Regions from separate parts of the Mus musculus genome. Here region 1 is linked to region 2. A link is a loop called in an ENCODE intact Hi-C map of the cell type or tissue named here. Cell type or tissue: heart. All regions are shown on one strand. Links, peaks and the distances in the headings refer to the core of each region. The heading gives the core; the rest is flanking DNA.

Region 1 (10,646 bases), core at 2,711-7,710, 68 kb after region 2:
TTTGCATTTTGGTCATTATCATAGCTCTAACATGGTATTTTGGAAAACAACCTCTTTCTTTTCAACAGCATTTAGTAAGTTATCAACATTCCATGAAAATACTAAAAATTAAATGTTCTCTCTCTGTGTCTCTATGTCTCTCTCTCTCTCTCTCTCTCTGTGTGTGTGTGTGTGTGTGTGTGTGATGTATGTGATGCTTATACTGTGTGCATGAGGGTGTGTACACAGAGACCAGAGAAGAGCATTTGATATTCTACCCTATATCTGTCCATCTTACTGCTTTAAAACAGGGTCTCACCAAGAATGGAGCAAAGGCTGAAGCTAGCAAGAGGCAGCATCCTTCTGTTTTTACCCACTATAGGACAGGGGTTAGATTCATGTGTGCATGAAGCACACCCAGCCTTCTTTTATTACAGGAGCACTGAGGATTTGAAGTAATGGGTTCATGTTGATGCAGCCAGAACTCATACTTACTGAAGCCACCTCTCCAGCTTCAAGCCAAACATTTTTTGTTTTGTGTTATAATGGCCCTGGTGCATTGAATGTATGCATAGGATGTTTATGTTGGTTTTTTAAAAGATCCAATCCTTAATAGTAGGAAAATGACTCTTACGTTGTCTTCTCAAATGATGTGCATCTTACTTTATTTTAATTCTAACTTAAAAGAGACTAAATTCTCTCCCTGGAGAGAGGCTTGCTGCCTACCATAAGCATCTTTCTTCTTTAGTCTTCATAGGGGGATCTTCACAAATCTCACAGTGAAGTTTAGGCTTCACTGGAAGGAGAAGACTGAAGTGAAGAATCACAAGAGACATGAGTCCAGTCACCCCGAATTCCTGAGTCCTCTTGGCTGTTGTCTTTCTCCAAGGTGTAGTAGCAAGGCTCCCACTATAACCCAGCTTGAGTGAGAACACTGTTTTAATTTGTTGTCTTCCCGTGAGGTCCATACTTACCCTGATGAGCAAAGGCACCCTGGGTGCGTGTTAGAGTCACTGGCCTCCCGGGAGCTGAGTTCAGAATCCATGGGCTTCTGTTTGCCTTGCCTACTCAGTCTGCCTCTTGGGGTTGTTCATTTTCTCTCAAGCAACAGGGCTTTTAGAAACCATGACAACATTATCAATGGATACACAGTGGTGAGAGATATAAACAGGTTTGATATTGTGGGTGGATTGTGGAAGGTGGTTTGGGGTGGGAGGTGATTACATGGGTCTAGAACATGACCAGCATTCATACTGCAAAATATAGGAAAGCATTTCAGGAAAACGAAGCAGAAAGAATCGCAGCCTAATACGAAGTCAGTTGGGAGAATGATTTTGGACCTTCTCTTTGAGATGTAGGGTGTCTAGACACGGGGCAAGTCTAAGATGAGGCTGTATAACAGCAAAGGTGGATAGCTGACTCAAAATACTTGTTAAGAATCTCCCCTTACCAAAGAAGGCAACTTCCTTATCTTTTGTGGGAAAACCGTCAAAGATTAAACAGAGAAAGGACAAATGAGAACTCCGGCATCATTGTTATCCCATGTTTGGGTTTTAGGGCTGCTATGATGGTTGCTATGCACAACAACTGCCTTAAGCAGAACAGTTGAGATATAAAGTGACCGATGGAGGTTTTGAGAATATTAGGCCAGAAACGGAGCCTGGTCTCGAAACAAAGAATGTTCTTTTCATTGGAGTCTGGGGATGTGTTCATGCCTTGGAGTTACAGTTTCCCACTGATATAGAAAGAAGTCAGGAACACCAGAATGAGGGTAGAGGCCTGGGGACTGTAGCTCAAGATCTAGACTAAGTAGGTAAGGCCAAACAAGATCCATCCATTCATAGAGTCTGTTTTCTACAATCTACCACATTCAGGAATCCATTCCCAACATATAGGGTTTTTTTGAGTGTGCTATTCCATTCATAGCAGCACATCTTCATGCTTGCATATCATGAAAGATTTCTTTCATGATACACGGGGTAGGTTTGACAGTGCACACCTGGCATTCTCCCGGAGGGTAAAATTCATTCCTGCTTTCCCCAGCTGTTCTCCGTTCACACTCAAAGAGAACAACTCATCAGATAACACTCACCTGCTAATTCTGTGAGTCATACCTATTAATTTTGCCTATCTAACAGGAGGCAAAATTAGCCTTTAATTTGAAATGAGATGTGCATTTTAAAAGACTTTTGAGAGATAAAGCAGCAAAGTCTTGGGAGCAAAGTACCCCAGGAAGATGTCTAAAGAGATGGTGCAAAACCTTTGACAACCTTATAGTTTGCAGTTTGGGAATTACTCCAAGCTCCTGGGCATTTAGAGAGTCTCTGTCTCTGCACCATTTGAGCTCTGATGAGGCCCATCTACTGGCATCAGGAGCCTGCAGAGGCTGGCTAGGTATCTCAAGAAAATAATCAGTGTGGAAAAAAACATGGCACTGTCAGCTTCTAAATGGGAAATTGGATCACATTTAGACACTAAGCTATAGAATAAATAGAAATTGGTGAGTGATATTCATTTGACATTTATCTAATATTGTCATGACTTGCAAACTTAAGCTGTTTTCCTTGTACAAATGCTGTTGTCTCATCAAAGTAGGACTGCTTTGGGGTGAATAGGAAGGCCTCTCTGAAGGCGATATAACCCCTGACAGCAAAATTGCAAATAGCATTAGTTCTAGGCAAACAGTATCCTACCTCGGAAATGAATATTTATTTTGCAAAAGTATCTAGTCTTCCTTAACTCATTTGGCTTTTACTCTAGCAAACTGTGGGCTAAAAATATAAGTCACTACTATATTAAAGTAAGATTTAGCAAAGTAAAGGGTTATCTCTAAGAAATAATTTCATTATCCAGATTTATTGTACTGTTTTAGATGATAAAGTATATGTTTTGGGTGGTATTTAGTGACTGTGTAGGCACCTAGAGTCCACTATCAGTTCTGAGTCTAAGGGGCCAGAGAGAGATGATTTATCCGTGTAGACTTGGTACCTGTGTAAGTAAAATGGGAGGAAGATAGCAAGAAGGGAAGGTGAAGAAAGTAGAGTCAGAACAGTCAGAGTTTCTTCAATATGAGTCCCAATGTATGCTCTGAACACATCCTATGCTCTCAGCCTCATGCTACAGGTGCCTTGAAGGGACAACCATGTTAGAAAGATTGACAGACATTCGACTGCAAACCCATACCACAGGAGCTTGATAAATCCAGATAAATCCAGAAGTTTTTGTTTTGTTTTCTGGGTTTGGTTTAGAGATGTAATCTAGTCAAGTAACCAAAGATGGCCTTGACATCCTTGTCCCCCGTGTCTGACTTCTGACTTCAAGTGTGTGTGACCTTGACTGGCTGGTATACACACGCCTTCGTACATCATCCTCACAGCAATCCGAGTACCTCATGTTGAGTAGGACCAGTATCTTAATATGTTCCTTTAGTCATATTGCTCCGCATTCGCTTTTTCTGCTTCTTTGCAAAATTTTTCAGTGGAATATGGTTCTCTTAAAAATGACCTTTCAATTGCATATGCACAACCATGTTTATATGAATTGTTAAGGGTTGAATCTGGAATGGTCCTAGAGGCTTATGTTTTAAATATTTGTGTCCCATTCTGTGGGAATATTTTAGAAGTCTCGGGTTTAGCCAATTTTTTTTTAATGCTGTGGTAAAACCATAGCTGAGGCAACTCACAGGGAGATGGATTTACTTGGGCTGTGGTTCTAGAGAGATGACTGCATTACCACTGGAGGGGGAAAGGGTAGTGCAGGCAGGAATAGGGACTAGAGCTGCAAGATAAGAGCTCATGTCTCAGATCTCAAGCAGGAAGCAGAGAGAGTGAACTAGGAATGATGTGTGGTTTTTAAAACTTCAAAGCCCACTTCTAGAAGCACAGTTTCTCCAACAAAGCCACACTACACAATCCTTCCCAAATAGTACCACCAATCAGGAGCTAAGCATCCAAATGCTGAGACTAGAGGGAATATCTCATCCAAACCACCACGCTCTGCAACCTTGAGGAGAAAGATCACTAAAGGCAGAGCCTGGAGACTCCGATGCTTATGTAGCTCCATGCGTTCTGGTCTTCCTGCTGTGAACAGTCTCTTCCACAGACTTCTGCTGTGTTTCCTGCCTCATGGACTGAAGCCCTCATCAGCCCTGGTCCAGAATGAAACTGTCTGTCTCCATTTACATTGTAAGCATTATAATCATAGGATCACAAAAGGAACTAATGTCCATTCTTTCAATATTTTAGAGTTTTTAAATAATATGTAAGCTTAATTTAGTTTTAACTTGATTCATACAGTGTAGAACTCACCCTTTTAAGGAATTCCACCAAATTCCTTTTAGTATTGTCAGAGTTGTGCAACCATCAACCATAACCAACCACAGCATAGTACAATTTTCCTGTGATTTGATTTATACTTGTCTCTTAAACAAATAATGCTAAATCTCAAAATAACCCTCTTTAAGAAAATAACAGAATTTCAGAGCCAGAAGCAAACTGTCACCTATACAGTCTAGAAATACAATTTACATAAATCCTGCAGCCAGGGTGTAACAGACTCATAATTCTAGGCCCTGAGACTAATACCAAAGATAACAGTCATCCATACAACTCGATAAGAGCCTATTTGTACTAGCTCCCTTCATAAAGAACACAGATCCATTTAAGTCTTCCAAAACTTCATTATGAAAAACAGATGCAGGAGCAGTGCCTCAGTCAGCGTTCCACTTGACTCACAGGAATGAAGCCCTGAGTTTCAGACTCTCGGGACCTATGTAAAAACCAGAGCGGTGCAGAACCTGTAACACCAGGCATGGCATTGACAACGGAGGTAGATATAGGCAAGTCCTGGAGTTCACTAGCCATCCAGCCTAGCCTATCTGGTGAAGTTCAGAACAATGGAAAACACTGCTTTAAACCAAGAGCAGAAGGAACCCCAGGAATGGCCTGTGCAATTGGTTTTTTGGCCCTTGCACATTCACACAGCTGCATCGGCAAATACAACAGGGGGGGAGGGGGAGGGGGAAAGAAGGGGAAGAGGGAGAGGAAAGGGAAGGGGGAGCGGGAGATACACAAGACCTAATAAGCTTAACATGTGACCAATAGAATTATAAAGTCATGCGTTAAAGTGTTTTGTTGGTGCAATGACAGAAATCAGCGTTATTTCAGGTAATAGAAGCCAATGGTCAAAAATATGTATTTTAGATTTGTATAGGTCTTTTAAAAGACTTACTTTTCACCTTTAAAATGGAAGTAATAGTATTTACACCTCTTAGAGGTTAGAGAGGATCCTCACGCTTCTATGCCTATTGTGGAGTCAGTTTGCAGCTGATGTAATACATTATGCAATTCATAACATGAAGCATCATTAGGGAAATTCATTCGCCTCCTTAGACATCTGAGCATTCTCACTTTTAACCCTAGTGAGCATCCTCAACTTAGTGATCAACTTTCTTGCTTGCTTCTGACAAGGTCTTTCTACATAGCCCCAGCCTGCTTGGCATTCACTACACAGTCTACATTTGAAACTCATTTAAGTATTTAAAGTAATATCTAATTCTATGACAATTGGAAGTACATTGAACCACGTCCATGTACATTATTTTGTTTGATATATTTAAGCATAAAGAAGAACCCCAAGTTTGATGGAGATTTCCCTTCCCCTTCCCGTCCTTTCCCTTCCCCTTCCCGTCCTTTCCCTTCCCTTTCCTTCGCTTCTCTTGCTATGCCAAAGACCTGACAAATGAGAGTAAAGAAAAGAACCTGAGGTCCCAACTTTATAACGAGCTGATATGAATCCAGGCACTAACTGCTTTCTAATGGCGGTCTGGTGTCTTCCCTGGGGTTAAATGAAAAAAGGGTCCCTTTCTCTTGTGTCTGGTGTAGATAGAGCCAGTGATGAGAACTATCTTGTACAGCAGTGTGTAGTCACACAGAGAGCTGCTGGGACATGGTTTCTTCTAAAGGAGAGCTCAACATGTCAATGGGAATGAAGACTTTTATAGAAAGAAAAAAGTATATTCTATATATCCTATTTCTGATAATAAGCCAAGTTCCAGATTTGTAAGAACAGGCTACTCTAATCAGGCCAGGTCTCATAGTATCAAATGTTTACAAAATTCAAGGAAAACCTTTCACTATTAAAGATTCCTGTAGTCTACCATTGTGCCTAAGCCAGTATGTTTGCCTATTGTATACAGCAGCACCATCATCCTTTTAAACTGAGAGAACCTTTTCTTTATTGTACTAAGGAGCCACTAAACCACCTAGCTCTCCCTAGCTGCTGCAGGAAACCCAGATCCAGCAGATGGAATGACCAGGACATTGGTACCATGGCACCAATACCATACCAACATTTCCCTTGTCATCTTTGCTTTTAATTGACATTTCTCAATGAAAGTTACCCTTGGGCCGGGAGACAGGAAGGCAGAAGAAACGGTTGTGTTGCTAGTATAAGTGTCCATGGTAGTAAGCAAGGTAGTTGCATTCTGTCTATGTTAGACAAGGTAACTTGATTATGTGCCTGACTCATTTCTCCTCCTAAAGAAGACTTTAAGTTGTGGACTTTGCTCTCTATGGCTGTTTGCTGAGGCTGAGTGTTGCTCTGAGGCCAAGGCTGGCTTCCAACTCTAGCTGATCCAGTGCTTCAGCCTTCTGAGCTCTGCAATTACTCACCTCTGTGTTCTGATCCCAGCCATCTGAAACATCATGATGTTCAGTGTGAACTCTCCTCTACCTTACCTCTTGAACAAGCAGAACAGTCTATCTGCACTCACACAAGGCTCAGACACTACTATGCCCCAGTAAGGATTTCTGAAGTCGGAGTGCTCAAGGGCTGAGAGGTAGCACACAAGAGCATTTAGAGCCCCTCAGGCACTTTTCCATGAACCCACAGCATGACAGTGTGATTCCAGCTCTGTTTACTCTTGGGGCACTGAAGTAAACCTGCCGAGTTCAGCGGCAACGCAAGGAAGACCATCTTTTTCACTTCACCATGTATGGTTTCCATCCCGCTCCTTCCATCTCTAGGCCACATGTTGTTCCTGAGATAGGTTCTCCCAGGCTTGCCACGGGGTCACCTCTACCCCGAAAGGGAATGCACACTTGTTGGGAAAAGGCACATAGAGATTCTACCCACTCGCTCTCGAGCAGCCTCGATTCTGAGTACCGCTCTGAAAGGTTGAATATCTCCTCTGCTGTTATAAATAGAGTCTGATGTCTGCCCTGGCGTTCACTGGGAAAGAATGCAAACAGTCCCAGGAATGAATTCTCAGGAAGGCTGCTCTGCCTGGTAAAGAGCTATTTTACTTTACATGACAACATCATCTTCCAGATACGGCGAAGACCTTACATTTTTAGCCTGTGAGTTTCTCACCCTTAGTAATGACGTTCCACATGAGGTTGGCGGGCAAGAGGGAGGGGGCGGGGGCACGTAGGCGGGAAGGGAAGAGTAAAAAAAATGTGCTGAACAATGCCTTTCTTCCTCAGTTGGTCTTTAAAGGAATACTCACCATTTTTTTAAATTTTTTATTAAATATTCTCTTTATTTACATTTCAAATGTTATCCCCTTTCCTAGTTTCCCCTCCAAAAATCCCCTATCCCCTCCCCTCTACCCCCTGCTAACCAACCCACCCACTCCCACTTCCTGGCCCTGGCATTTCCGTACACTGGGGCATAGAGCCTTCAAAGGACCAAGGGACTCTTCTCCCATTGATGACCGACTAGGCCAGTCTCTGCTACACATGCAGCTGGAGCCATGAGTTCCACCATGTGTTTTCTTTGATTGGTGGTTTAGTCCCAGGGAGCTCTGGGGGTACTGCCTTCTTGCTACATTCTCTAGCACCATATAACATTCATGTAAACTCTATTTTCACGTGAAGGTTATTATTCAAATAAATATCTATCATGTAAAGAATATCCAGGACCTTAACAGCACAAACCAAAATTCTGCTAGAGACACAGCACTGAGTCCAAAGATTCAAAAGACTCTTGGTTTTTGTGAACGTGTTCCTCTTCTGCCACACAAGGGAGCAAGGGAGTGAAGAAAGGTCTGCATGACTATGTAGACAGTCATTACTTTCAGTTGCAACAAGACAACTTTGGACATAAAACATGAAGATGACACAGCTGGAAAATGTGCAGCTTCCCATAAGATGTCAGTACATACAGAGGGGATTTTGAGATTTGGATTTCAGAACCCAGAAATATTTATCTTTCCTGTAACTAGATCAGAAGATACTGGGTCAGACATTAAGCTTCTTAATTGTGGTATCAAAACATGGCTCTCCAGGATTCCAGCAGCTTCAAAGTGGAGATAGCTTGAAATCCAGTGGCTTGTGACTGTGACCTCCCACTTCTGAGTGGCTGCACTTTGTTTATTCAACTGAATTCCTAGTGCTAGAATCGGAAAGCTGGATTCTGTGTGATTTCTGAATTAATATATGTAGTTATTCTAAATCCTTTGAATGGCAAAGAACTATGTTCAGAGACGTCCATCTACGGGCACGGAGAGTGTCATGATGCACATATGAGGACCCGAGTTCAGATCCCATCATCATCCATCTAAAACTCCAGGTGTGATAGCACCAGCTGCTGGGCTGAAGTGAGAGGAGCAGATGTGGGGTTCCCTGGGCAGACAGCATAGACAAAACATGAAGCCCCATGTGTCTCAAAAAGATGAAGTGAAATGATTGGTTCAGGAGACATCTGCCATCGATTTCTGTCTTCCATACCCAGATGCATTGGCAAGTGTATACACACACACACACACACACACACACACACACACACACACACACACACACTGAGAGAGAGAGAGCAATCTACAAAAAATGTCTAGACATAGAAAAAATGTGGCTAGGTGCTGTCTGTTTCAGGAGTATACTGTGAGGAACATTTTTTGTAGTCTGGCCCACATCTGTAATTAGAATAAGAGTTTTATATAGAGTAATAGAGTAATAACAACAACGAGTTTTCTAAACTCATGATAAGAAATGATCGGAACAGAGTATAGCTATGGAATCATAAAACATTCCAAGTGTTCCTACCAGCTTAACCCTTGACTGTGACAATCAAACCAAAGCTACTTGCATACATTTATTTAAGGCTCATAGAGTGTCTAAATATGTTTATTGTAAACTGAATCTTCTAAGCAACTTTTTCTTTTTTATGAGAATGTCTATACTTATGCTTAACTCTAATAGAGTTCAGTAGCTGTCCAAAGCAGCAGTTAAATGCCTTTTTAGTTGACCTTGCTCCTGTAAGAATATGTGCTAATATAGCTAAGCATCTTTAATCTCAATGTATTTTTCAAAGAATTCAAGGCTGATTTATTTCAACTCCTTAGCATTTTCCCGGATGCTTATAGATCCAGCCTCGGCCACCTTTCTCCTGGTAAGTCAATTACTCATCCAGGATATATCATCTACCACCAAAAACATATATAAAATAGAAATATGTTTTGTGCTGCCAGAGGGGCTTGTACACACTGGGCAAATGCTGGCCCATTGCCCTACACCTCTTCCATAGACAGATTCTGATAATAATGTGAATATCATGGCATCCATGGTGCTAACCTAACTGCCTAGCAAGTCTAAATACAAGAGAATTTAAAATTAAATGATCTTAACCCATTTTCTTTTGAAAGAGAACAAGACAGCTCAAATTGCAGAGAGTTCGAAACAGAACCTGAAGTTGGAGTTTGAAGTGGCCCGGAAACACTCTTGAGATTTAATCTACCTTTTGCCATGCTTTTGAAAAAAAAAAAAAAAAGAAATATTTTTGACATAGGTTTTCTTGTGAAAGGTAGGCAGGGATCATTTCAAACCTAAATAATGACTCTTCTAAAATTCTAAATCAGAGAACTAAATTTCCTCCAGATGGTACTTTCCTGGCAGATGGCTGCTGTGATGTGTCCCATCTGAAGGTGCAGTTTGAGGGCACACGGGGTCTCAAGACTACACTGACTTTCCAGTCAGTCCTGAACAGTATTACAGCTAAGCAGATTGGTCTCAGTGCTAATACCCATGTCACCAAGTTAAGAAGAAGTTGTGAAATTATGATCTCGGCCGCAGATACAGGCTTTTCAAATCACATAACCGCATACAGGGGCGTGCACCAGTAAAAAGTGGTCAAAAATTAGAAAATTGTCTTATAATTAGACTAATTCCGGCAGCTCAACTTACTTCATAGTTGAAAATGATGAGCTTTGATCTTAGCTTCAGTTAAAAACCACCCTCCTGGGTAGTATTTCCTTTTCTTCTGTAATTTAAGCCTTTAAAAAAAATCGATGTCAGCAATTTTACATCCTCTCTCTGCACCTGGCAAATTGCTGCTTCAGACTCACAAGTCACCCTGAGCTCTTTCTTGGCTCTCCTCAGCTCTCAGTTCTCAGAGAGCATTGTGGGCAACAGTCTCTGTGATGAAGATTGTCTTCCGAACACCCGTTGTTTATGTATTTCATGTGGCTTAAGTTGCCCCTAGCTGTGAGAACTGGGAAGGTCACAAGCTAAAGACTGACCTTCACATGAAGGAAAAGCTACAAGGGATGGTTTCAAAAGAAACACCCATGTCCTGGCCAGAATGGAAGGTAAGGTCCCCACACACACTGGGAGAGGAAGGTGGAATCTCAAGAATTCTGGATGTCCTATGATAAATACAGTTTTAAGTTG
Region 2 (10,646 bases), core at 3,826-8,825:
GGACTGAATTACATCTATTACATAACAATTATATTTATTTTAAATTGTCACTGAAGAATTCAGCAAGTTGAACATTCAGAATTGATATTTTTATTATTGTCCTGTTCTGCTATTATCTCAGTTTGTTATTTCCAGCCGATTTATTTTCTTAACCTGCTGGTAAGAGCATTCTCTGTCTCTCTGGAGTTCTAAAGCTTTAATAGGTGGTAGGAAGTACATAATTGTTGGAATTATTGTTATTTTATCAATAAATAAACTGTTACTGATTTATATTGATTTAGTTATGAGTCCTGGAAAGGTTTTGTCATTAACTTTTCAAAGATTAGGTCTGCTCTGTGCTCTCTTTTCTTTGTAAATTGACAGACCAAGCTTCTGTTAGTGCACAGATAAGCCAACAGCCTCGCTTCCAAAACTCCTTAAAACTGCTCAGCAGGAAGCGGAGATGTGATTCAGCATTAAGAAATCAGGTTGCTCTTCTGGAAGATTCGGTTTCATTCCAAGCATCTATATGATAGCTCTATATGGACCTATAACCCCAGCTCCCGGAAACTTCAAGCCTATTCCAAACTGGACACAACAGGTACAGATATGCTTCATAGGCATTCCCGCAGGCAAAACATCCATACACTTTAAGTTTTGTTTTGTTTTTTAGTTTAGTAATTTTAATTTTCTTTCAGTTGCATTTTTCAATTAAAATATTATTTCATTTGTATATAGTATATGTGTGCTCATGTGTGCCGGGGCCCAAGGGTATGGAGATAAAGAGGACTTGAAGGGTCAGTTCTTTCCTTCCACCATGTAGGGCACAGAAATAGAACTTAGACTTTTCAGTCTGGGCAGAAACCAAGTTTACCTGCAAGTCCATTTTGTGGTCCTCTTTTGCATTTGTTGTTTAAGATTTCCATTTACTTACTGGCCCTTTGATCTGTGTTAATCTAATTACCCACTAAAGTTTTAATTTTATAATTTTAATCACTGAAAATTGTAGTTCATAGAAATATGCCTGATACTTAACATTTTTATCTTTTGTTATTTAAACATTTTATGCTCATATTTAACATCACATATTTTTGATGTCTAGTTCTTTAAATCTCTGACTAACATTTTTTGTTTTGGTTAACTTTCATCAAGTAAAGTGGGTGTCTTTTGGGTTGATATTCAGTCAGACCACATTTGACTGAGAAAGTATTTCAAGCTTCTAAGGCCCTGACAATCTTCCAGAGAAGATTAATACAAATATAAGACACGTTCTTGTCAAGAAGAAATGACTAAAAACTTATAGATAATGCTACGAAGTAGTGACTCTGATTTTTGTTAACCATATTGTGTTTTGGAATTGGGCAGGTTAAGTCGTGATCGTATGGCATCAATGTCATTGTTTAATATAAAGTAGATTCTATAGAAGATTTACCAAAGGCTTGTGGTGATTAGGATGCTACCAGCTCAAGCTATTTTCAGTGAAGTTATAATATTCAGTGGAACCTTAGAAAAGGTTAATCATTGCAAGAATGGTGGTTAACCACAATCCCACACAAGAAATACAGTACAAACTCGTGTATATATTTCTATAAGATCCAATCACAAAACTATTTTTAAAAAAAAAAGGTCACATATTTAAAATCACAATGAGAAGACTGAAATCTTTTAATTCCACAGAAAATCCCTTTGCTCTTTTTTTCTAAAGCAGCAAGCATACAGCTCTGTCCCAGTCTTAGTTCTATCCTGAACCTCAAAGGAGAGCTCGGTTGCTTGGAAACAGCTGTCTCAGCTCTGTGCCATTATACATAAGGCATCTAATTAAACACCTGTTATGTCCAGTAGGCTCCTCTTTCAGGTAACTTCCCCAGGAAAGTTACATCCACACTGTAGTGGATGCGTGATAGCATAATCCTGGAATCCCAGCACTTCGAGGCAGATGCAGGAGGATGACTTGAAGTTTGAGGCCAGTCTGGTCTGGATAGGGAGTTCTGCTGTAGTTCTGGCTACAAAGGGAGAAACCTGTTTCAAACCGAATTAACCAAACTGAAAGCACAAAAGGAAAAGGAAGCAGGTGTGAGAGGCCCAGGATAGATGTCCTTTCACAGCAGGAGGTAAGGCAGTCCTGGTAAACCTGTTTGGTATACTCATTTTTGATGTTTACTATTAGAACAAACTCGGAAAAATGCTTAAATTAAGCAAATTCACATTTAGTTCTAGAGAAAGGAAATTATCCAGAGGAAGTGTCACAGAGAAATCAGTGCACCAGGAATCACTGTGTTGTGTTTTGTTTTGTTACTAATTCACATCCGGATTACATCCCCCTCCTTTCTTTCCTCCTAGTCCCATTCTTACAAATCCCTACACCCATTGCCCCCTCCCTTATCCTCAGAGAAGTGGATTCCACACCTTGTGTACTACTCCACTCTGAGGGATCTAGTGGAAAAAAGAAAGCAGCTTCAATAAATGGTGATGGTCTAATAATTGGATGTCTGCGTGTAGAAGAATGGGAGTAGACCCATATTCACCACTCTGCACAAAACTCAAGTCCAAGTGGATCAAAGAGCTCAACATAAAACCACACACACTAAATCTAATAGAACACAAACCGTGGAATAACCCTGGACTCACTGGTACAGGACACAACTTCCTGAACAGAACACTCACAGCTCAGGCTCTAAGATCAACAACTGATAAATGGGACCTCATGAAAGCAAAAAAAAAAAAAAAAAACTCTGTAAGGCAAAGGAGAATGTCAATAGGACAAACAGAAAAATTGGGAAAGGATCTTCATTAACACTACATCTGACAGAGGGTTAATATTTAAAATGTATAAAAATTCAAGGATCGCTGGTCTTTAATAAAACTCTCACCTCTAAGGAAGGGACAGATTATGGCCCAATATATTTAAGTGTATTTGTGTATAGTATATGTCTGTGCTAAGGAACAGTTCACCAAAGCTCACTCACATTTTGGCCTATCTTGGGAGAAAAAACATTGACTGTCTTATCTGGACCACCTCATTGAGGATCTCTGTTTTTTAAGAAAATGAGTGAGAGATGGTGTTTCCCACTAGAACAAAAAGTCTGCCATGTTTGCTGCCTATTCACATAAAGTCAATGTCTCCCTCCAGGGGAAGGGAATAAAAGAAGAGATAGTGTTATTTTCTATTTAAAATTTATATTTTGCAGGCATAGAGATCTAGAAGGAAAACCACCTTGTATACTTGCTCCATCTGGACCCATCTTTGTCATTTCCTCAAGGTTTGGGGGACAAAGAAAAGTCTCAGAAGGAGGCTGGTGTCTGTGGCCTTCATTGGGCTACAGTAGTCTTTCAGCTTTCACTTAGTAGGCGCTCGTCATGCTTTGCATCGACAAAATGGTAGACTAGATTGTTAGCTTGCAGGATAGATAATCCTACTTGTCAACTTGCCAAACCTGGGAAGAAGAAACCTCAACTGAGATACTGTCTCCATCAGATTGTTCCGTGGGCGTGTCTATGGCAACAGTGACCTCTGATAATAAACAGGAAAATGGGGTCCTGCAGGCAAAACCAGGGCTGGCTTTAGAACAGCAATGGAGATTAAGAATGATAAACCTATTAAAGCTCTGGTTGAAAAAATAAATGTAGTTGCAAAATTATCAGATTATACAATCAAACAAACAAAAAAAGGAAGTGTCTAGCTTTTATTATTTATTATTCATGTCTTCTGAAATGCAATGCTATAACCAATAAATGTCCTAACAAGAAGATCTCCCTTCCATTTATGGAGACTCGGGAACTGATTCTCTCAGATCCCTTCCTGCACAGCCTTCAATCATTACCACACCAAACAGACAGACAGAGCTCACTGAAGGTATTGGTGGACTCTTACTGAAATAGCACTTTGAAGGGTCTGAGATGGGAACTCGGTGCTGCTATCATTGTACATCTTCCAGATGGTGAAGAATGTATTCAGGAGCAGCAGATTGAAGTAAATCATTTGGGGTCCTATGAAAATCTTTACTTTTGTAGGACTGTTCAATTACATAATGAATTGGGGGGCTGGCCCGGTGTTATTTCCTATCAATTTGCTTATTTCTGTCTTCTTTCCTTTCTTTAAATTAATTTTCTTTCTTCTTTTCTTTCTTTCTTTTCACTCTCTCTTTCTTTCTTTGTTCTTTCCTATCTCTTCATATATTTTTTAAAACAGCACCTTTTAAAACTGTTTCTCATCCTTGCTGTGGTTGCTAATGGCAACAGAAGGAATGTACTAGGGTATGATAATAATCCCCCATTAAATCTCTAGTGTTTAAAATTTAATGCTATAATTCAAGAGCTGACAAAAGCCCATTGAGTGTGTCCATAGGGAGGAAAGCCGGCCGCCCATTCTCTCAGTGGTGATGCTATAGCAACATGGAATGAATTTAGGGTCAAGGAACAACCCGTCTCCATGCTTTGTTTGCATTTCCTGGCTAAGAGTAAAATCCAAACTTATAAAGTTTGCCCAAATACCTAGTTATTTTGAGAATCAGGAAGATAACTCACCCTCTCACCATGTTGTATAACAAAAGCTGGGAGGCAGGTAAGGAAACCAGAAGCAAATGGGGAAAGACACACTAAGGAGAGCTCCAGGAAAGGATTGTCTGAGTGGCCTCATGAGGGACGCCTATGATCCACCACCCCTTCCCTGAAACTCAGCACTTCTTGCCTGGACAAATGGTGTTTTAGAACATGGAGAAGTATTACAATCTGCAAGATTCCTTTCTGAAAGGAGACAAAGGAGGACTGATGGGCAGTCCCTGTGTGTGACCCCTTATAGCGGTGCAAGACGTGGCAGAGCAGGGTGGGGTTGTTTTTTTGTCTAGCACTTTATAATGGCACTTTTGTTTCTATGGAATTTTCTGCCAGAATAAACAAGTACACCTGAATCACAATTGCCTATTGTGCAGCAGAAAGAAAAAGGAAGAATGAAGAAAAGCCCATTCCAAGAAGTTTATACCACCAACTTTTCTCTTTCGGGTTTGGTGACAAACATCCTCATATTGAGCCAGTGCTCAGGAATATAAAATAGTATATAAATAGTATATAAAATAGTATATGCTTAGGGTGTTTAGTTAGTAGAGTGTTCTAGTTAAAGACCACATTGATATGGTATCCAAAATACTAGGATGCTAGAGTTTCTAGTGCACAGCACTGGTGTAAGCATTTTAAGCAATGCAGCACAGTGGCTTTCGGACCTGCTAACTTTCATCCCCTCTTCCTGGTGCTCACGGATTCACACTTCACCAGTAAAACTCTTACCTTCCGATCATGTCAGCAAGAGCAGCACCCCAAACCTACAATTCTCCAAATCCTAATGGTAACTAGAGCTGTCTTTCAAAAACCGTACAATGTTTCTTCTCTCTTCAAAAGTCTGTGATGTCTAGAGAACCAACCTCACACTTCTCCACATGACTCTGCTCTTCCAGGGAATCCACAGTGTATACACGAGTTTTCATTTTACGGTGCTTACCACTGCCTCCCACTGTACCTAGGCAAAAGCCCCTGCCTAGAATTTTTGATTATTCTTTCCAAAGTTCAGGCCTAATTTAAATATTCCTGTTTCCATGAAAGCCTTTCATATGAATTCTTCCAGAAAATAATTCACTTTTGTTATTATTGCATTTGCTTATTATTAATTCATTGGTGTGTAAATTTGTCATCAAACTTACAAAGCAGATAAAAACAACATATAAAATGTATAAAAATACCATAAGGAAATCCACTATTTTGTACTTTGATATCACTACTAAAAATAGAAGATTAAAATTCTGTGACAGTGAATCATTGAATAATACATAGTAAATGAGCCAGCATTTGTGTGCAACAGAGGTATTAGAAAAAGAAGAGGGTGTAAGTAGAAAAAATTACTCAAAGAAATACAACTTGAACATGTCAGAGCTTTGTCTGCTCACCATTAAAAGGCTAGAACCAAATATAAAGAAAGTACAGAGGGGAACACCAGGCACATTATATTAAGCTGCTGGAAACTAAAGCTGGAGAGAACACACGTGAACCAAGAAGAAGAGGCATATGAGTTATTACCAGCCATGAGAAAGAAGGTAGACCTCTTAACAGACATGAAGAAGATGAGAAGATCGTGGAACGGTAGCTTTAAACCAACCTAAGTTCTTACTGTTTTGTCCACTGGCATGTATCCCCACCATGGACAGAAACTCGGGTACCATACCTTCCCCATCATAAAACTGAGCCAAAATAAATCCTCCCTAAACTTGCTTCTTGTCAGGCATTTAGTGACAGCCACAGGGAAAGTAGCACAGCCAGCAGCATTATCAAGCTTATATTCCCCCTGTGCCTCCATTAGCTGGTGACTATTTGAGTTTATTGTAGGATGCCATCGGGCCAGTGACACTGTCCCTATAAAGTGAGGATATAGTCAACTGGATGAAGAACCAACCTATCACATAAAAGAAAATGTTTATGAATTTTATAACTAATATACAAACAACTCAAAACAAATATGTTTTCAGTAAGTAAAGGACCAAAATGAACATTTTTTGAAGAGATATGTACAAATGGCCAACAGAGGGATGAGAAGCTGTTCATGACCATTAATCATTGGGGATTTGCAAATTGAAACCATAATGGCATCTTATCTGACACCTGTTATGACAGACATTATCCAGAAGTCGGGAGACAAATGTTGACAAGGTTTTGGAGAATAGGAAACCCTTGGGAATTGTTTGTGTGGGTAAAAATTACTGTGAACTTGTAGACAGCAGAGAAGTTCCTTATAGTTTACAGTTTTAGAACAGTGAGATACTGACGCTTGGGGCCATTCTTATTAGGAATGGTTCAGTGTTGGAAGATGCTTACTCACAACCCTGGCATCTAGCCACTAGATGTCAGTAGCATTCTCCCATGGTGTAAGGACATGGACCATGTCAGGAGGGTAGGTATCTAGGGTTCTGGAATGCCCCCTAACACTTTGCCTTATTCTGATCCAATTCTTTGACTCCTGTGCTGGTGGCATGGGCTATTTTTAATTCCATGGACAATTGTATAATCTGAGGCTCTTAAGTCAGGAAAAGTAAATCCATGTCTGGGATATTTGCCGGTTCAAATTTAATTAAAAGTCAATCGCTGCCTCTTACAGGACGGAGGAAGACCAATGCTCTCAGTTTGCTACCAGGTGGCTGGTTGGTGTCTTGAAGGAATGATGCTGTATTTGGAGTTCAGTGTCAGATTCTGTTGCCATCCTGGGTGTGTGACAGTAATAGAAATTGTACCAGCCTCAGTAAATGGAAGTTTGTGTGGTTGGGCCCCTGCAAACCCTCCATCCTCACACATGGTTACTCTGTTCATGTGCCCATTCAAACACTGGAGTCTCTGATGTCAGAGGATGGCTGACACTGACTGCTCAACTTGTCTACTCTAAAAGACTTCTTGTTTAGTGACTGTCCCAGAGTTGGTGTTCTTCCTTAGACATTAACATGAAACACAGACATCTTCATCCCATTTTTTTCCATCCTCATTCCATGACCTCAGAACTTCTGGCCCTTAATCTTTCCATCTACCTCTTGCCTAACTCTTGGTCACTTCATGGATTTGTGACGCAGATCATTTTTTTCTAAACAAAAAGAAATTCGTTGTGCTGCCACAAGAGAGACCCCCCCCACCTCTCATAGAGAGTTCATAGTGAGTTCTGTCCATCTTCATCTTGAGCTACAGCTTGCAGTCCACGCTTCCTCCTTTTCTCTCTCCATGCAGCAGATGTAGCAGAAGCATAGATAGCACTACCCACATGTTGTTGAGGAGATTCTGTGTAGTAAGTCGTGATGGCTGAGATGGCAGTGTGGGGCACCAGGATGTGCTGCTCGCTTAAGGCCTGGAATGATTGGGCTGAGCCCTGTGCATCACATACAGCTTGAATCTAATTTACTGGATTCAAATATATTTTTTCAACTTTTCATTCTTATTTTTACCATCCTAAAATGAGAGCTGGAAAACAAATCTCTTCTTCTTTTTCTTTTTTCTTTCATTTTTTTATTAGATCTTTTCTTTATTTATATTTCAAATATAATATCCCCTTTCCTGGTTTCCCCTCTGAAAACCCCCTATCCCCTCCCAGTCCCCCTGCTCACCAACCTACCCACTCCCGCTTCCTGGCCCTGGCATTCCCCTATACTGGGGCATAGAACCTTCACAGGACCAAGGGCCTCTCCTCCCATTGATAACCGACTAGGTCATCGGATCATGGGGTCCCCAATGAAGGAGCTAGAGAAAGTACCCAAGGAGCTGAAGGGGTCTGCAGCCCCATAGGAGGAACAACAATATGAACTAAACAGTACCTCCAGAGCTCCCTGGGACTAAACTACCAATCAAAGAAAACACATAGTGGGACTCATGGCTCTAGCTTCATTATGTAACAAATCTCTTCTATTTCTGCCATCCTTTGAATGTAAACCTGTTGTGGTAAATCTCCAACCCAAATAAGCCCAGGCAATAAAAACACAACTCAGTTAATATGAATACATGCTGTGCGCCTATATTGGGCAGATCTACTGCTACACTACCATCTTCCCCATATAAGAGACCCCTTATAACTTGCAGTTTCTCCAGGCCAGGTGCTTCTGCTCCACTTTCCTTCTTCCTCCTCCTCCATCATCTCTCTCTCTCTCTCTCTCTCTCTCTCTCTCTCTCTCTCTCTCTCTCTCTCTCTCTCTCTCTCTCTCCCTCCCTCCCCCTCTTTATCCACCCAATCACCAGCTCTCCAGCTCTAGCCTTTATTTATAAACTAAGGTGGGAAGCAGGTTTACAGGAAATCACCTGAGTGCTGACTCATTCCTTGTTCACAGCCCCTCACAGGAGAATGGAATTAACATCAAATATAATTAGCCCCAGGGATATCCACAACATAAACCTAATTTTGTAATTTGACTGCTACTGAATCCTGGCTTTAAGATTGAGAGATTTAGCAATAGTCTTATCCGTGAACAGCTCAAGAGACCTTTTATTACTACAGTGAACAATTGAGAAATCATTACACCCGGGTCTTCAAAGCCATAACAACCTCTCTGTAGTCACAAAGCAACGTTCTAGGCATTCTGCCTTCAGTTTCTTGTTCCAACTGGTTTCATGAAGTTTAATAAATTTCTAGTTGCTACATGTAAACTATAGGATAGAGGATTTCCACTAGAGCGTCCTTCTAAGTGAACCACCCAAGCTCTCTGGCCACACTGACAAAGAGAAACCCAAGCACATCCACACCACTTTCACTGACCACACTTGGAACCCCTAGTGTGCTCTGGTATGGTTAGGTATACAAGAAAGGAGAATCATGGCTGGGTTTTCCTAAAGCCAGACTCTGGAGTGAACTTTTCTGGTTTTGACATCTGATTAACTAAGGAAGAAAAGATTTCTGTCAAGGTATATTTGTACATGCTATGAGAGCAACTTGAGGTATTAGACATTTTGACTAGTAGTCATTACGTTTACCTGTACAATTGTCCTCATCACTATGGGTCTAACAGTTATTAGAAAAAGGAAAATTACTTTAAAAGATTTTAACAAGCTCAATCTTTGACAAAACACGTTTCTGTGTTCTTTATGATAAATGCAATTTATCTACCCCAATGCCTTTTAACTTTTATTAGAAAATTACAAATGTGGATATGGTTGTTGAAACTTCACTGTGGTATAGTGGAGGGGTGTGTGTAATAAGCAGGAAAGGCAAACCCTCTTCATGTCAAAACTCAGGAATCCACACTGAGCTGTATCTTCTAACTTACATCGCAGTCTCTAAAGCACCTGTTGTATTTCCTGATATGATGCTGAAATTGGGACATAGTAGACAACACTATATGTAACACTCTATAAACTGTTTTCCTTATTCAATGAGAGATTGTGAATATCCATCAGGTTTGTTTATTTGAACATGAATTATTTCTTAAGTGACTTAAGGCTACTAGAATTCCATCATTATTTCTAATTATGCATTATTATGAATGCTATGAATACACTTGATTATCTTTGTGCACAATCTCTGCTGCCTCAATTACTATAATGGGCACAACTGTGTCAAAGGATATGGAAGTCACAGATATTGATGAATGTTATATGTGTTTTGTATCATGTGCCTGTGGTGTATGTTCTTAGTACAGACATGTGCATGTGGGTGTATATGTTTTGGAGGCTTCAGATGATTGTCATGTGTCTTCCTCAACTGTTGGCTCTATGACTTTATTTTGAGGGGCAGAGTCTCTCACTGGTCCTCATGGATTTGTCTACACTGAATAGCCCACAGACTTCACATGCCTGTTAATTCCCAATCAATGCTGGGTTATAGGTATATGTATGTCATCATGCCTAGTTCTTTATATGAATTTTGGGGCTCTGCTCTCAAGTTGCATGTTGACAGCATGTTAGCTGTTTATTAACTGGGTCAGCTTCCCAGGATAAGAGCTTTTATATTTTTATGTTTCATGTCAAACTTTCCTTCCAAATAATCATTTCTAATTAGTGTTAGTGTTTACTGTGTGTACAACATCTTTTGCTACTGAAAGGAAATGTCACTTATCTCTTAATATGTCTAGATCTTATAAAATATTTTCAACTGAACATTCAGTATCATTTGACTACAGCTCAGCAATTTTTTTTGTTTGTTTGTTAGTTTTCGAGACAAGTTT

The links. Peaks named below come from ENCODE experiments on the same cell type or tissue, not always from the same donor. Only the 100,000 strongest peaks of a DNase experiment are listed, where the experiment ranks them.
Region 1: it touches region 2 in a loop (1.8-fold over the local background); 2 of 42 quality-filtered maps call a loop at or near these places.

Annotation. Positions count from the first base shown.
Region 1 is chr10:24,472,151-24,482,796 of GRCm38, forward strand. All of the region lies in intron 3 of Gm15270 (predicted gene 15270), which reads right to left. Among named protein-coding and RNA genes, the nearest start is that of Gm40615, 17 kb to the left of the region's middle. In heart, for the core only: no CTCF peak of the experiment used is centred there; no DNase peak of the experiment used is centred there; H3K27ac peaks cover 1,502 bases.
Region 2 is chr10:24,403,305-24,413,950 of GRCm38, forward strand. The region is part of intron 3 of Gm15270 (predicted gene 15270); the gene reads right to left. Among named protein-coding and RNA genes, the nearest start is that of Gm40615, 52 kb to the right of the region's middle. In heart, for the core only: a CTCF peak has its summit at 6,856 (motif pointing right); no DNase peak of the experiment used is centred there.